Regions from separate parts of the Homo sapiens genome. Here region 1 is linked to region 2. Evidence: chromatin loops called from intact Hi-C (ENCODE). Cell type or tissue: Calu3. All regions are shown on one strand.

Evidence for each region. A loop is a pair of places that touch in the nucleus more often than their neighbours do. Peaks named below come from ENCODE experiments on the same cell type or tissue, not always from the same donor. Only the 100,000 strongest peaks of a DNase experiment are listed, where the experiment ranks them.
Region 1: it touches region 2 in a loop (22-fold over the local background); 3 of 110 quality-filtered maps call a loop at or near these places.

What each region holds. Positions count from the first base shown.
Region 1 is chr21:39,909,128-39,913,127 of GRCh38, reverse strand. The region is part of intron 2 of PCP4 (Purkinje cell protein 4); the gene reads right to left. Among named protein-coding and RNA genes, the nearest start is that of PCP4, 44 kb to the right of the region's middle. In Calu3, no CTCF peak of the experiment used is centred here; a DNase peak (open chromatin) is centred at 1,657.
Region 2 is chr21:39,786,447-39,790,446 of GRCh38, reverse strand. It overlaps IGSF5 (immunoglobulin superfamily member 5), which reads right to left. Exons shown (of 9, transcript NM_001080444.2): 6 at 2,259-2,280. LOC107985500 (a long non-coding RNA gene) reads left to right here and starts at 1,958. Exons shown (of 3, transcript XR_001755057.1): 1 at 1,958-2,038. In Calu3, a CTCF peak has its summit at 1,961 (motif pointing left); a DNase peak (open chromatin) is centred at 1,916.

The DNA of each region.
Region 1 (4,000 bases), 120 kb before region 2:
TATTTATAAAAAGATACTAAAATTAAATACCCCAGAAGTAAAGTTATGTGGCATTCTAGACTAAGTAGCTGAACTACATATAGTAACCTGGACTCAAAAAGATTAACTAAGAGTAGAGTTTTGGTGTTAGTTTTAAGCAACAAGTAATAATGTCCTCACTTTGGGAGGCCTAGGCGAGAGGATCCCTTGAGGCCAGGAGTTTGAGACCAGCCTGCGCAACATAGTTAGACCTCATCTCTTCAAAAAATAAGTTATCTGGTTATAGTGGCCCGCACCTGTAGTCCCAGCTACTCTGGAGGCTGAAACAGGAGGATTGCTTGAGCTGGGAGTTCAAGGTTAGAGTGAGCTAAGATCTCACTACTGCACTCCAGCCTGGGAGACAGAGCAAGACCTTGTCTCTAAAAAATAAAAATAAAAATAGATTAAATTAAAATAATAACGTTCTGACACCGAATCACCCCGGAAAATGGCATTGGGAAGTTCTTCCCAGGGTTGTGAAAAGTTCTGAAGCTCCAGACTTTTTTTATATTGGTTCAGGTAGATGAACACCTAGGCAGAATTCAGATGGGGCCTGGTTAAATGTGACCATTTAACCAGGGCCTGTTTTATGTGGCACCTTGGCAGGAAAGCAAGGCTCCTGCCCTTTGTGGGTGCCATCGGAGCATCCCCATCCAAAAAGCTTTTACAAACCAAAAATAAAGTGGATTACTTTTATTCTTTTCAAGAAATTTCAAAGACAGAAAGAAATTTTCTGGGATCAGGGCAACAGGATCAAAAATTAATCAGTTTGGAAATACTTTAAAAAAAAAAAAAAACCTTTCAAAAGACCAACAATGAAATATCATCCCTTGACACATTCTAATTATCAGCAGAGGTAGTAGAAGCATTTCTGTCTAAACCAAAAATTTAAGCAGGGATAAAATACCCATTTGGAGCTGCCATGGCTCAAGGGAGCATTAACAGAGGCTGATGTCAAGAAACTGATGTCAAGAAACAAATTTAGATAGAATGTTAGAAAAAAAAATGTCTAACATCAGTCTATTAGAGATTGCAAACATCTCCCAGGAGCAGTAGCATCTGACCTTTTGCTAAAGTCATTTTAAGCTGAACTGAGGAAATACACAACAGGGAGTCATATTTCACCAGCTGTGAATGGCCGGGGTGACCTAATAGGCCGTTTCTAGCCCAGATAGGTAATTGGCAACGTTTTATAGTTTTGTTCAACTGTCAGATGTGTGAATAGAATAAGAATGAATATCTCATCTGCAGGTAGCTCATCTTGTCTTCTAAAACCCTATCTCCTTCTTCCACAAACAAGTCTGGATTATAATTTCAAAACTACGGTTCAACTCTTCCACACACAGCCATCATTTAAGGTGACAATAGGCTGGATTTATAGAAAAGACAAGTGAGGCTTTTTCAAGAAACAGCTATAACTCAGTATCCCATTGCCATGGGGCTGGGGAGCACCTATCCCGGCAACCTCTGGCTGAGGTTTCCCCTAGTGCTTGGTTGGTACCAGGTCACGTTGACGAGGCCCACAGGTGAAAAGGTTATAAAGTTTCTAAAGAATGTTGGCTACCTTCTGCCTGAAAGATCGCAGTCACACTTTAATTTCATGTATGCCAATTGCCACCAGAGGGAGGCACCCACTTCTTTTGTGTTTCTGTCGAGTGGACCACTGTTGTCTACACCTGTGCTCACCTCGAGGCCAGTCACTGGGGTGCCAGCCTCCTTTCTAAACTGGACATATGCTACAGAAAGATCCAGGAAAATAAACCCTGTTTCCCTGTTTTACTGTCAGATAGTTGGAAATGCAGTTTTTCTAGAGGAAATGTTAAATTTTCCCATTTTCACCCATTTTGTTGAAATAGTTGTTATTTCAACAAAAATAACTACTTGTTATCCTGTGTTCACAGCCGGTGACAATCCCATTCAGATCCCATCCATTGCCCTTACTTTCCCCTCCACTGCCTCCACCAAGAAAATACATCGTATTTCTCCTGTGGACTCATGTGCGATATCCCCTTGATGCTTACAGAAAATAAAATCAAAAGGAGTCAAATGTCCTACACTGTCCCAGGAAAGAGACAGCCACAGAATCATAAAGAGTCAGAATTCGACAAGCGCCCAAAGACAATGTCGTCGTACAATGCTGCAACCCAAAGAGATAAAATGATTCACTGCAGGTGAACCAGGAACAAATGAGTAAAGCATAGAATGGCAGGGACAGAACAAATGGGAATTCACCCAAGCCCCACCCTTCATGAGCAAACCAAGAGTCGGATGAGGTTTATTGGCAGGCCTTCAGGCCAAGCAGCTCAGGGGCCCTGCAACCGGGGAAATGGCTAAAGGGCGAGGAAGACCCTAAAAACAGTCAGCAAAAATGCCCAGCTCCTGCTGGCATGGAGGCAGCCTGGCATCAGCTAATCCATGGAAAACCCCAGCCAAAATCGGATGCTAAACATTGCTCTATCTTATTCTGAAAGTTCTATGAAACAATTACTGAGCTCAGAGTTACCTGGGAGGAACCTTCAAAGCACTTTCCCCAACCAGCAAATGCATTATAATCTACAACCCAGCATCTGCATGGACCATTTCTCATGGCCTGGCCCATTTTCAAAGCTCACTATAAAAACACTTTTTTTTTTAATGGACTGGTGGGAAATTGGATTTTGGTGAGTGCACATCCATCCAAACTGCCAAAAGCTTTATGTTTGTGTGGAAAGAGCGAAACTTGAAGTGTAAGAAAGGTTGGGTGAGAGGAGGATCATGGTCCCACGATGATTAGCCCCGTTTGCGATGACTGCTGTGGGAAGCGAGGTCTGCCCTCCTACACAGGCCAGGTCTGTTGCACTTGGATTTGGTGAACTGGTAGCAACTGGAGTCTGAAGTGAGACTTGCTTCACTCACATCAGTGCCCGGCCACTAAAGTGTCTCTCTGACATCCGAGGAGACTTTGCTGTCTAAATGAACGCCAGAGCATGATTCGATTTCCAATTGTTTTCAGGGTCTGGGATGGTAGAATAGTAGAGAGAGAAGAACACACCTTAGAAATATTGAAGAAGGCTTGGGAGGCCGAGGCGGGCAGATCGCCTGAGATCGGGAGTTTGAGACCAGCCTGAACAACATGGAGAAACCCCATCTCTACTAAAAATACAAAAATTAGCCAGACGTGGTGGCGGGCGCCTGTAATCCCAGCTACTCGGGTGGCTGAGGCAGGAGAATCGCTTGAACCCGGGAGGCAGAGGTTGCGGTGAGCCAAGGTCACGCCATTGCACTCCAGCCTGGGCAACAAAAGCGAAACTCCATGTCAAAAAAAAAAAAGAAAAGAAAAGAAAGGAAGGAAGAAATTTTGAAGAAGCTGCTTGCCAAGCACAAAAACAGCAGCAAGCATCCCCTTCACATAATCATAAGTTCCTGAAGGGAGAGTTTTCATAAACGTTGTGATGGAGGCCACGTCGCTGACTTCCCAGTTCCTCCTCCCGGCACACCCAGCCATATCTTGGTCTATCCAATCAATACGTATTTCCACTGATCACAGTTCTACACCATTCCACATCCCAAGAGGAAAAAAGGAAATGGCAACTGGAACAGAAAAACCATGACCAGAATGCAAGGAGATCCCAGCAGGTGAATAAGAAGCATCTGCTCCTTAGTGAATAGGAGAAGGGGGTAACTTTCAAAGGAAATACAATTTTAAAATTAAACCTAGTGATATGCAAATAATTTGGCTTCTTGCTCATGATGAGACTGAAGGAAATAACATGTCAGAAAAACAGAGCAGCGACACGGAACAACAGTCTGTAAGAAAACGGTGTGCTCAGCCTGAGCAGATACAGGATCTGCCCGAGGAAAAAGCGATAGTAAAAGAACAGATCAATATGCCATAATAGCCATGAGAAATTGTCATTATAATAACTGTAATATCTACTCCTTCGAATTAATGCTGGAAATAGTGAAGTCTATAAATGGCTGCATTTTAAATTCAATGATCTCA
Region 2 (4,000 bases):
GCTCAAGGGATCCACTGCTTTGGCCTCCCAAAGCGCTGGGACTACAGGAGTGAGCCACCACGCCTGGCCAGAGCAGTAGTGTTTGTAATGGTCCCAACCTGAAAACTATTCAAACACCCATTTAAAGCAAAAGGTAAAAATAAATTGCATATGTGCCCAGAATGTAATATTACATAATAATGAGCCACTGACACTCACGTGCCACGGTATGGATCAGTCTCACAGTGAGAGGCTCAAGAAGGCAGACATAAATGAGTATACACAAAATGACGCCATTGATGCATGCACCTAATCTCTGGGGATGTGGGAAAGATGTCAGAAGAATGTCACCTTTGGGGAGGAGGGGTAGGCAGCAATTTGACCGGGGTCTAGGGGGCTTTGGGGATGCTGAGGATGTTCTAGCTGTGAATTTCTGCCATCAAGCCCAGGCATTTGTGCTTTTTGTGAAACCTGATCAAGCTACACACCTGTAACGTGTGCACTTTTCTGTACTTAAAAGTATCTATCTAAAACTAGCAAACAAATACTACAAAAATGCTGTGGGCAAGTATTTGTTAACAGAAATAATCTTCAGAATGTGCAAAGTGAAAAGAGCAAGCTATGAATTAATGGTTACTATAATCCAAATTTCACAAAATGCTTTGTGTGCATATCTATGGGTATATACATGAACATTTGAGTACATAGGTACATACATAGTTAGTTAACAATAATTACTTTGGAACTATAGAAGTGTGGGTGATTTTTTTAAACTATTTCTTGTGCCTATCTTTATATTTATTTTTTCTAAAAATAAACATGCATTGATTTTTTTCCATAATAAACATACAACTATATACATATAATTTTAATTATTTTAATGCAAAAGAAGTCCTCAAGCAGCTGGAGTGAGCACCATGGACATCGTGAAAGGGGAAAGCAAGTGGGGTTGGATTATTCAGTGGGCAACCCCCATTATCCCTCTGGAGCTTAATGCAGTCTCACCTAAGTTCAAGGGCTGCACGGAGACAAAGGTGCCCAAGCCCTGAGGTGGGCCCGTCCAGTTCACATTCAGACAAAAAATTCTACAAAGCATGCAACAGTGAGTACCTGGCATGTACATCAGGCACTCAAGATATACTAGCTTTTCTCATGCTCCCAGTGTCATATTCTATAGTTGTTGTTATCCTCTACCCATTATCCTGAGTAGCTATTGATCACTTTACTGTGCTTTCAAATCACCTAAGACCCCAGAGAACAGAAATGGAAGATGTTGGCACAGTCAACAATGGTGAACCGAGAGTCCAGGCTTCCATTCCGCTGGTAGTAGCAATCAAGAGAAATGCCAGAATAATTATCAGGGTCTATTTTTCTTCCTCTTCCCTTGCCCTAAGTCAGGCCTCAAAGGAGAAATATTTTCAGACTGCTGCTTGGTGGTGTCCTCTCTCCAAACTTCACAATTGCCAGGGGTCAGAGGGAGAAGGGATAACCTTTGCCACATGGTGATTGTCCATATTCATTCACAGAATGTAGCCAAAAGGTATTTTAGAATCTCAGCACTTAAAAATGTAAATATTCTAATAAAATACTGATAACTACATGTGTTGTTATATTACCCACAACAAACAACGTCTGTCTAAAAAACCCTCCCCTTGGTGCACATATGGCTATGTTAACATTGCAGACATTTAAAAGGGTTACTGGCTACTTATTGTAAGTCCTTGACACAGTTACCTTAAAAGTGCTTGCAGCTACTTCTGGGCAGCCTGGGAATGAAAGGAATTTTTCCGTCCTGTCCGCTCCCCACGGCTGAATGAGCACCGAACACTGCCTAATTTGTCTGCCTGGACAGTTTCACGTGACTTGCAGGCATCCGGCTTGGCTCACTGCTCTCCACTATCCCAGAAATTCCAGCAGGACCTCTGCCGGTGGCCCTGGCCTCCGCCCACAGCAGGCGGGATGATAGTCATGGTGCACAGTGTCCTCTTGTGGAAAGAGCTGCAAATGCCAGACACTAAGAAAATCTCCATTTCCCTAAGGGAACCAGAGCAAGTCAAAGGTAGGCAGTGGCAACCCATCTGTTTCATCCCACAGTTCATGTTGCCCTATGAGTTTGTGATCGGCATACGTGTTTTTCAGCATTGTCTACCTCTGGTACTTAATTCTGGATAACATAAATCCAAAAATCCCGCAGTTGTGTGTACGTATTGTTGTTATTATTGTTGTTGTTCAATTTTTTTTGTTTTGTTTTCAGAAAATAGATGTGGTTTCAAACTTACTTTTGAAATTGAATACGAAATCCTGCAAAAAAGAACAAAATTACATTGGAAAAATCGGGATACTTATTCTAAAAATCGAGTCTCATTAATTTTTATACACTCCCTTATTTTAACAGACCCAACATTAGTATTTGTGACCCAAGGAGCATTATTAAGTTTTCCCATACCAAATTATCAAATGACTTCCCAGCATAGGAAAGTAGAATTCACTGTTAACTATTAGAAAAATAAATAATTCCTAGGTACCTGAAATACAGACTGTATAGTACTTACTATATTTCAGTCACCCAGGGGTATTTACTTATTACTTTGTGACTATTGAATTTGATGAGTGAGACTATACAGACTCCATAATACCAAGAAGAGATGTTCTGTGTTATCAATCACTGCTGCTTTTCATTCAATTTTTACCATGTGCCAGCACCAAACGGGCTCTGTGCAAAGTACTAGCTCATTTAACTGTTATAATAACTCAAAAGTAGGTGTTACTGTTATTATATTTTTAACAGACTAGACACTATTATATTAATATTACCATATTTCTTTAATTCAAAGATACATTTTCAATCAATATGTACCAATGGTATCAATTGATACAGTTGTGCCCCCACCCCACCAAAAAAAAAAAAAAAAAAACACTGTCATTAAATTGCTAATGTTTTTAGTCAGTGGATCCATAGACTGATTAAAAGGAATCTAGGATTTGAAGGTGGGGAGTAAAAAGCCACAGATCAAGTCCCCAACCTTTTGTCCCAAAAGCCTGTGATCTTTACAACCGAGCTTTACTGTCCAGGCCTTCTATATATCAAGCTTGATTAAGATTTTTTAAATACTCATTTTCCTTAGTTTTTAGATAACGTTCTCAGGTATTTTCAATTCTAATAACACCTGCCAATTTACATCCCAAACTAAAACAATTCTATCTGGATTGCAGAAAAGAGACTATCAGGTAAGAGATGAATGCCCTCCAGCAACAGGGGAATGCCTCCAACGCCACCAGCGTAAGCACAGTTTGTAAGAAAGGATCTTAATTAGATCCCATTTGTCAATTTTGGCTTTTGTTGCCATTGCATTTTTTTTTTAATACTTTAAGTTTTCGGGTACATGTGCACAATGTGCAGGTTAGTTACATATGTATACATGTGACATGCTGGTGCGCTACACCCACTAACTCACCATCTAGCAATAGGTATATCTCCCAGTGCTATCCCTCCCCCTTCCCCCTACCCCACAACAGTCCCCAGAGTATGATGTTCCCCTTTCTGTATCCATGTGTTCTCATTGTTCAGTTCCCACCTATGAGTGAGAATACACAGTGTTTGGTTTTTTGTTCTTGCGATAGTTTACTGAGAATGATGATTTCCAATTTCATCCATGTCCCTACAAAGGACATGAACTCACCATTTTTTATGGCTGCATAGTATTCCATGGTGAATATGTGCCACATTTTCTTAATCCAGTCTATCGTTGTTGGACATGTGGGTTGGTTCCAAGTCTTTGCTATTGTGAATAATGCCACAATAAACATACGTGTGCATGTGTCTTTATAGCAGCATGATTTATAGTCCTTTGGGTATATACCCAGTAATGGGATGGCTGGGTCAAATGGTATTTCTAGTTCTAGATCCCTGAGGAATCGCCACACCGACTTCCACAATGGTTGAACTAGTTTACAGTCCCACCAACAGTGTAAAAGTGTTCCTATTTCTCCACATCCTCTCCAGCACCTGTTGTTTCCTGAC